2 separate regions of the Homo sapiens genome follow, and region 2 is linked to region 1. A link is an interaction called in ENCODE POLR2A ChIA-PET data of the cell type or tissue named here. Cell type or tissue: MCF 10A. All regions are shown on one strand.

Region 1 (5,000 bases):
CTCCCGGGTTCAAGCAATTCTCTGCCTCAGCCTCCCGAGTAGCTGAGATTACAGGTGCGCACCACCATGCCCAGCTAATTTTTGTATTTTTGGTAGAGACAGGGTTTCACCATCTTGGCCAGGCTGGTCTTGAACTCCTGACCTCGTGATCCACCCCGCCTCAGCCTCCCAAAGTGCTGGGATTACAGGTGTGAGCCACCGCACCCAGCCTACCAGTTTTTAAAATGATATAGCAAAACTATCTGTAACACTGCCTAAGTGAACTAAAGCTGTAACAGACTAGCTTAAGCTGTTAATGCCATTATAAACTAATCTTTTCACAAAACATACCAAATAATCATGGGATCAATTAAAATCTCCATAAAATAATAATCTGAATTACTATTTAAATTAATATTTACTTCTTCTAAACTCTATTGCCTCCTACTCGAGATTTCCAAGAGAAAACTATTATTTACATAGCCAACTTCCAGATTCCCACTTCTCTTAGACCATCAAAATACACGCGCTGGATTTTAAAAGAGAACATAGGGCCGGACGTGGTGACTCATGCCTATAATCCCAACACTTTGGGAGGCCGAGGCGGGCAGATCACTTGAGGTCAGAAGTTCAAGACCAGCCTGGCCATTATGGCGAAACCCCATCTCTACTAAAAATACAAAAATTTGCCAGGCATGGTGGTGCTCATTTGTAATCCCAGCTACTTGGGAGGCTGAGGCAGGAGAACCACTTGATCCCGGGAGGCGGAGGTTGCAGTGAGCCGAGATTGTGCCATTGCACTCCAGCCTAGGCAACAGAGCGAGACTCTGTCTCAAAATAAAGGGGCCATAAACAAAAGTTTTTTGCTTTGATATACATATATTGGCAGAGGTTACATTTTATATATGGTCTATTAACCTGAGAATTAATTAACCAAATAAGTTACCAGGTAAAATTTTAGGCATAATACTTAGTCTTATGAAAACCACAGAGTTGGGGGAAAAAACTGTGTGGTTCTGCACTTTTAAACAAAGTATATACTACTGAATATACTACTGAACTCAAACTTCAGTGATTAGTTTGAAGTCCCTCTAGTGTTCAACTAGGTTAAGTTAACAATCTCGATGCGGTAAAAGCTGCCACTTATTTGATAACTACTAACTCTATCCTACATATTAAATAAAAATGAGTTTAATAAACACAAAAGAAAGTATAAAAACAAATTAGCAGCTGGGAGTGGTGGCTCATGTGTGTAATCTCAACGCTTTGGGAGGCTGAGGCAGGTGGATGGCTTGAGCCCAGGAGTTCAAGACCAATCTGGACAACACAGTGAAACCCCATCTCTATAAAAAACACAAAAATTGGCAATGTGTGGTGGTACATGCCTATAGTCTCAGCTACCCACAAGGCTGAGGTGGGAAGATCACCTAAGCCAGGAAGTCTAGATTGCAGTGAGCTGTGATCACGCTACTGCACTACAGCTTGGGTGACAGGGTAAGACCCTGTCTTAAAAAAAAAAAAAAAAAATGAGTAGTATCAAAATTTTCCCTGAAATTCATTCAAGTTAATATTCTGAAAGAAAGAATAAACCCAAAACTACTTTACACTGCAAGATTGATTACCAAGCACCTACCACAATGCCTAGTACCTATGAACTAACCATAAATATCTGATTATTTTCTGGTTCCCAATTTTCAATATATAATTCTTTCAAACCTTCATTCATTCCTAGTTTATTGGTACTATAAAATTAGGCACAACGAGCACAAATAAAAATTATTCTATAAACAAAAAATCAAATGTGGAAAAGGAAACAGGTTTATTATATATCATGCAGCATGAATCTGGAACAATAATCTTTGTTAATCAAATACTCTTGCTTATTCTATGTGATACTAATAAAAAGTTTAAAAACACTCTGATCAACCGATAATTAAGAGACATCAAACTAATTTTTAAGGGATTAGATCACAATCCCTATTTAAAATAATATGAAAAATTATTTTTTATTCAAATCCCCATAAGGAGCAAGGGCATAAATAATTATAATCATTCTTGCACAGCCAAAGACAGAAAGTGGTTATAAAAGACCACATTTTAAAACATCCAATGCCCATATATAATTTAACTAAGACTATATTGACAATGCTAGGTGGAAAACAACTCAAATTTTATACAGGTAGAAAGTATGGCCAAAATTATGAAAAGCAAAATTATATCCTTATTTAGCATCTAAAATCATGAAGATTTTAATATTCTGACAGTAGAGTTCATTTAAAAATATATGGCTATAAAATGCATTTACACAACAGTTAAATCTAGCTGCTTTTCACATTCACTTCATGTTGTACCATAAAATAAAGACATAATTTCCATAGTACAGACAAGAATGAAGACAAGCAAATTTAAATGTCTTGCCTGCAATGACACGTCACAGAAGTGGCATTGTATGAACACTCCATTCCTTATTTTTACTTTCTACACTTAATCTTATGACCTCTACCTCTCCATAGGCGAAGGATAACAGAAGAATGATAGATTTATTTCTTCCCGGCCTCTGTTCCATTTTGGATATGTGAGGGTGAATAGAAGGGAGTAATCCAAAATCCATGACCTATGCTGTAATGCCAGCTGAGCTATGTTCACAAACAGAAAAAGAGAATGAGAGATGGCTCCTGGCCAGGAAAGTCTGACTCACTAATGATACAAGTACTCTTTGAGCATCTTCTGGGAAACATGGCGGCATTTCAGGTGTTGCCAAACCAAAACTTCAACTAATATAGGGAATTCAAGCAACTCCAGGTATGTGTGTGAGTGTGTTTGCAAGCATCGTTGGAGAAGATGTACCTTGTTTAACATGTATGTACCTTAATAATCTTTGAAAAATGCCACTTTAAAATCATACAACTTGCAATCTACTAACTTGCTATCTTAAATATTTAGAAAGGAGATGCAACCCAAAGGCTATTTTGATAAACAACTGGACAAAATATGTACACTAACACTAAAAACTATTAAAGATTTCATTGAAAATGTTTGCCTAAATCGTACAATCTCATTTTATCATGTAGTCTGTTGCCACGACACTTACAGAAGCCAGTAATTAACTCAGGATTCCAGAGTGAAAGATAGAAAGCTCAATGAAAGCTATTGTCAATTTGATTCTATAGTAAAACGTTCAGGACTTTCTCAGAGAGAGCCTCAGCTAAGCCATATTACTTATCATTGCCATGCAGCAAATACCAACTCCAGTGTTGGACTGGAAATTTATAACTTACATAAGACAGTCAATGTCATTCAATCCATGATGTATTTATAAGTTAATGTATTTATAAGGATTCTGACACATAAATATTATTAAGCACTTTAACCTAATAAATAGTGCTCTTCCACAGCCATCTGTTCTATGGGACAATTACAAAATATGATTTTGGTCAAATGCTCAAACTACTTGCTATCTACAATACTAAAAAAAAATATGAAGAATTATTCAATTTTTAAAAAACTTTTTAAATTTCCATTTAAAAAATTCAACTACAGACTATAAAATAAGATACTGCAGGCCCAGTGCGATGGATCACGCTTGTAATCCCAGCACTTTGGGAGGCCGGGTTAGGCAGATCACCTTGAGGTCAGGAGTTCAGAATCAGCCGAACATGGCGAAACCCCGTCTTTACTAAAAATATAAAATTAGCCGAGCATGGTGGTACGTGCCTGTAGTCCCAGCAGCTCAGGAGGCTGAGGCAGGAGAATCACCTGAACCCGGGAGGTGGAGGTTGCGGTGAGCAGAGATCACACCATTGCACTCCAGCCTGGGCGACAAAAGCAAAACTCCATCTCAAAAATAAAATAAAAAATAAGATACTGCAAAAAGAGAAGAAAATTATATCACTGTTTTTTCAAAATGCAGTTAAAAAAGAATTCAATGCATCAAGAAAATCTTTCAAATGTGGCCACATCTCTCCTTAAAACAATATCCTATAACAACATCATGTCATCATGTTTTCCTATGTGTTCCAGGACACCAGGAAGTCTTCCTAGCATGCAATGGTGCTAGACTGATAATCTTTACACAAACTTCTATTACATTCATTAAATCTGCTCACTGGTTTATTCAACAAATATGTACCAGGAATTACGTTCCAATTTTAGTGTATGTGCTGCCAAAGCGAGCACATGTACCAGGCATTACGATGGTCCTGGAATTACAATGATGGGCAAAAGTCAGATGCAGGTCCTATCCCCATACAGTTTATAATCTGCTGGGAGCTTCTATCTAAGTCCTATTCAAAAACCCTCTAAGATCCCAACTACCTATGAAGCCCAAACTACTTAGCCTAGTGTTTAAGCTCCAAGAGGCCCAAATGTTCATTTTCAATCAATTTCTCATCTTTAACTCTTCCCCAATACACATCTCAAACTTCCCTACTGTAGATCCTTGAATGTGCAGTTACACGCACATGCTTGTCCTGACATAGCCATGTATCCAAATTCTATCTACCCTTTAAGGTTATTATGCCCAAAAATCAACTCGTCCTCAAGGCTCAGCCTCTCACATAAAACTCCAGTAATACCATGGGCCCCACATAGGAGACTTTACTTTCTACCCTTTAACAATGCTCTGTGTGTATATACTCTCTCTTCTACTAGGTTCTGAGCTCCTGAAATGCAAAAATGTTTCCAATTCATTTCTGTATTCTACATAGCACCTAAAATAATAGAGGCTCAAATAAATGGTGGTAATTCTAAATATAAGAAATCATGTAACAATGGTAACACCTTACCGTTTGGGGTTTGTTGTTTGTTGTTGTTATTGTTTTGTTTTGTTTTTGAGACAGGGTCTCAATCTGTCACCCAGGCTGGAGTGCAGTGGCACAATCTTGGCTCACTGTAGCCTTGACCTCCGAAGCCTAGCTGATCCTCCCACATGAGCCTCCCAAGTAGCTGGGACTGCAGGCACACGCCACTATGCCCAGCTAATTTTTTAATTTTTTTGTAGAGATAAGGCTTCACCATGTTGC
Region 2 (5,000 bases), 270 kb before region 1:
TGTATGTGTATTTATAAAAATTGGCTGACAAGTCAAAGTATAACATGAAACAGGAAATGCAAAGGCAAAAATTACCCTATTCAAATAAAAATAGTATTGTTCTCTTAAGAAATAAAATACAAGAGTTTGTATGAAGTACACCTGACACAAAATGACAAAGGTTGAAAATAAGTGGTGGGCCAAAGATATAACACTGGAATTCTAATCAAAGGAAAGAGGGGCGGTATTAAAAGGATAATTTAAAGCAAAGAGCATTATGCAGAACAAAGGGTGATTATACAGAGATAAATTATATAATACATAAACATCATTAAACCTTTATGCACCAGTAAGGAAGTACAAAGGAAGACCAAACTTCCAGCAGGAAATTTTAACTCCTACTGCCTGCCTGGGACAGAGGTTGAGGTCCGAATGGGGTGTAGAAAACAAACAAAAACAATATACTCAAGACACAATTAGTTGCTACCAAATCTTACACCCCAGCTGTACTGGCCCATAGGATCACCACTACTCCATGTGGCTGTTGATCATTTTGAAATACGGTGAGTGTGACTGAGAAACTAATCTTTTAATTTTATTAAGTCTAATTAATTTAAATTTAATTTAAAAACGGAAGCAGTGCATTTTTTCTGCTAAATCCCTTTTTTTTTGATAGAACTACATTTTTCCTCAACTATTGAAAATTTAGCATCCAAATGTAGACGTGCTGTAAATGTTAACTACATACAGATTTCAAAGACTTACTGCAAAAATAAGAATGCTACATAGTTCACTGATAATTTTCATATTGATTTTAGGTTGACATGGAATAAGAATTTGGATATATTTGGTTAAATAAAATATATTAAAATTAATTTCACCTGTTTATTTTTACTTTTTAAATGTGGCTTCTAGAAAATATTAAATTACATGTATGGTTCACATTCTATTTATATTAGGCAACACTGCCCATGAAATAGGACACACCTTGTTTTGAAGATTTCAGAGAATGCAAGATTATGTTGTAGCATAGGAGAATATTACAGCGTGAGAGACTTTAAGAGAATTTTCCTTAACAAAAACGGATCAAAAAAGAAATAAAGAACCAAGAGTATAAAAATAAAAATGAAAACATTAAGCATCAAGACTTGTAGGATGTAATCAACTTAAATCTAGTGCCAGATTTCATCCCTTTTAGCGTTTGACATCTCAAACGATAAAAGCAATTTTATCCCTTTTAGGGTTTGACATCTCTGAGAATCTGATACAAAGACTGTCTCCCTAAAAAAAAATGCACATGAAGAATTCTGCATATAATTTGAGGAGGGCCAACACATCCAGAAGCCCCCAGGCTATAATGCCTATATCATCAAAAGTGAAAATAAATTAACTAAGCAGGCAATTAAAATTCAAGCAAAATGAAACATAACTCTCAAGGAAACTAGGAAAAAGAATAAGAAGACAAAGCCAAGGTACAAACAGCAGAATTGTTAAGTCCATGAGCTGTTTCTTTGGAAAAATCAAACAAAAACTAAAAAAAAAAAATCAAACTGCTAGAAAAATCAATCGAGGTGGAATAAAAGCATTAATATTGCTAGAAATGGAAAAGAGCATACATCACCAAAAAGTTTCAAAATTAAGGGGGTATTCTGCACCATTGCATTAAGTAATACATTTGAAAAACTCATTTTTTTCCTGTAAAAATCTAAATTAACAAAATCAACAAAAGAAATGGAAACCCCAAATCAACCAAAAACGAAAAAAAAAAAAATTCCTGTTTTGTAAACCGCTTCCCCAAAAGGCATCAGGATCTGATGAATTTACTGGTAAATTATTTCAGATTTTTGAGGTGCAACTAATTCTACTCTTTCAACAGTATCAGTATTTGACAAACATTTCGTGAGTGCCTACTTCAGTCCTTTATTCAGTCTCAGCCCAATAGAAAGTTGGTGTCATGAAAGATAAACTCTTTGGGCTCACGGAAAATGACGGGGAAGTTCATTGGTTCATCTTATCAAGCAAACGTGATCTTGACCCCTAGACCTAAGAGAGAAAACCTCCTAAGCTTTGCAGTAATACAAGAAATAGCAACAACAAAAAACACTGGTGTATGTATAATTACAGAAACTGTGTCTCCTCTACAATTAAAAAAAAAATCACATACTTCAAAGGAAGCAGACAGGAAATTATATATGTAAATAATGTATCGAAATTAATAAGAACATCAAGACCTCTAAGTGAACAAACTAAGATTTATGAGAAGCTAACGTGAAAATGCTTACTGAAAAACGTTATAGCCTAAATTAAGACAATTACTATTTTACATGTTAAATTATTTAAATTGACATTCCCCCACAACGAATACTTCCTCGTATTAGATATTTTTTTTCCCAGAGCTTCTGTTCTAAGCTCTGGGGTGGCCCATTTTACTGAATATTGTCTAGTCTTATAAAACAAGTAGATTGAAACATGCCTCACCCAACAGCAAGGCAAAAGAGGTATACACTAGGCAGCAGGAGCCAGAGAAATGCTCAGAGATGCTGCCAATTTCAACGTGTCTGCATGCTGTGATCACTGGGTGAATTTCAAGCACACTCCAGGACAGACATGGTTTGACCCATATGGGTAACAGCCCAGACAAGTGCCATGTTAGCAGATTATTAAAACTGAACCTGTGCTTTCCTCACTTCCCTGCTTGTTTGAAAGAAAACAAAGAAAAAGTGGGACTAACAGGAATGTCTGTCTTCGGGTCTTCCCATCACCTGGGAACTTGAATTCATTGAGGAAATAGCCTTTACAGAGAAAAATCAATACTTTGGTTATGTCCAACCTTCTTCCTGGAGATTAAACTTTCTCATCAACTTCTATTTCTTAACTGCTTCATGATTTAGCGTTCTAGCTAGAAGCAGTTAAGTGTCAAAAAATCTTTTTTAAACGTGACCCTGGAATTGTAAGCAAAGTGGAGGAAGACTGGTAAATCTGGTTCCAGGCAGAGCAGGATGCCCAGGGCAAACATTACAACCCTCTATAATTACCTGGCACAACAGAATTTTCTAGTGGTGTCTCATTAGGTATTAATGACATGAAATAATTACTGCTAAAGTGACCTTTTTGTCAAGGGAATATAAACAAGAGAATCGTTTAACACCAAAATAACACGGTAATAAGTGAAAATTGCATCTTGATAGGATTTGGGCGTGCGGTGAATTCCAAAGCACGATTTCCTTTTTATACTGGCTTGACTGTAAATGACAAGCGGCAAAGACTGTTTTCAATATGTGGCTTATGCTTCTGCAGTATGTCTTACGAGGTTTGCTTTTAAAAACTCATTGACGAACTGTACTTTTATAAAGATTTTTAGTGGTTCTTTGATGCCCAGTTGGTAACAAATACCTTTGCTCATGACTTCCTGAACAGTAAAACCAAAAACTACATAATCACATGGTTGGAGGGAATGAACTGGTGTGAAGAGCAGAATCTGGGTGATGCAAACTGCTGAAGGCTGATGGCTTATCTACATCTAACTTGGAAGACATTTAAATGCATTCATTTATCCTACCTCAAAGAGATTTAGCTGCGGTTGCTGAATTGGTACAGGTGGGGGCACTTATGAAAATGACATTCCTACTATAAAGCCAACACTAATTGTTGAATATAGTACCACCCAACGTATGAGCTAAGCATTGAAGCTACTGAATGCTTGTAAAAGTACCTCCTAGTTCTGATTATTTAGCTGCTGCAGGACTATATAAAAGTTATATATGTAAGGCAGTAACTGGATGAGATCACTATTATTTTTTAACCAAAAAGTTGGCCTCACTTTTCTCAGTCTTTCTTCAACAGTGCAGCTGTAACATGGATACAAGCCTTTTAGTTTGCAAAGCATTTCTCATGCAATCATCCTCATCCCTCATTTGCAGATGAAGTAACAGAAGGTTGAGTTGTCTCAATAGCTTTATCTCTGGATTCTGATAATGTTAGGTTCAGAACAACGTATATTTCTAAAATGATGAAGGCAGATTAAAAGCAAGGCCTTTCCAATTATTCAAATGTTTATTGTAAGCTCTGCCAAGTCCTGGGGTTTAACCATTTTTAATGAGAGATTTTGCAAGGGCAGTATACGAAATATACCCTCGCAACTCCTGCTAGAACATGTGGCTTTTCCTAGCTGATGGACCCAAGAAGGGAACAGCATGGTAGATGGTGTGCAGCCAACAGGGACTTGCGTGTGGTGTATCAGATGCCAAACTCCCGTCACCAGCCTGTGAATCAGGAAAACAGCAGAGAGAGATGTATCTGTCATTTCTAAGAGACATCATAAAGAAACTGGCTGAGACTGTGTAGAGAAAGGCGGTGGAATATAAGATACAGACTTGTCATTTGTGCTAGAATTGACCACAATCTTACAGCTGAGAGACACCATTAGAGCTCATCGACTCACAGCAGTTGATTCGGTGTTGTGTGTGTTAGCATGTAAAAACTGATGGGGGAGTGTACTTGTGCCCTGGAGCATGAGAATACCATTTCAGAACAGCTGTTAGGGGGGTGATCAGGGTGGTAAAATTCTACATCCATTGCACTGACTGGAAGGTAGAGGCCTGGCTACTAATCTAGGGCTATTCAATACATATACATGCACCTCTCAAACAGGTGTAGATAATTTTATACAAAGGCAGGAGAGGAAGGGAAAAAAGCCACTCAAAGCTTCAGTAATTCAATAATTTATTCCTCTAAAAAAGTGTGTAAAAGTATATAGCTCTCATCCACAAGGTATATATGAATGACATTTAAAATGGAGGCCTTTTATTATTGTTTCTTTTTATCAAAGTCTTTTAGTGTACTGTACCAGCGCTATACTGTAGTTATTTTTTTAAATGAACTTCACATATTTTTGTATTCTTTCAAATTGTTTGCTATATATAAAAGAAGCTCACTGCAAAATGCTTGAAGGAAAAAAGGAAACAAAAGAAATTCAGAACTTCCCAGAAATGTACAGCTTTTACATTTAAAAAAGGTTCTGA

Evidence for each region. Peaks named below come from ENCODE experiments on the same cell type or tissue, not always from the same donor. Only the 100,000 strongest peaks of a DNase experiment are listed, where the experiment ranks them.
Region 2: POLR2A ChIA-PET joins it to region 1 with 5 read pairs; 3 of 35 experiments call an interaction of 5 or more read pairs at or near these places.

Annotation. Positions count from the first base shown.
Region 1 is chr12:116,219,886-116,224,885 of GRCh38, forward strand. The region is part of intron 2 of MED13L (mediator complex subunit 13L); the gene reads right to left. Among named protein-coding and RNA genes, the nearest start is that of MED13L, 55 kb to the right of the region's middle. In MCF 10A, no CTCF peak of the experiment used is centred here; a DNase peak (open chromatin) is centred at 2,676.
Region 2 is chr12:115,953,892-115,958,891 of GRCh38, forward strand. MED13L (mediator complex subunit 13L) reads right to left here. Exons shown (of 31, transcript NM_015335.5): 31 at 4,685-5,000. Among named protein-coding and RNA genes, the nearest start is that of LINC02463, 70 kb to the left of the region's middle. In MCF 10A, no CTCF peak of the experiment used is centred here; no DNase peak of the experiment used is centred here.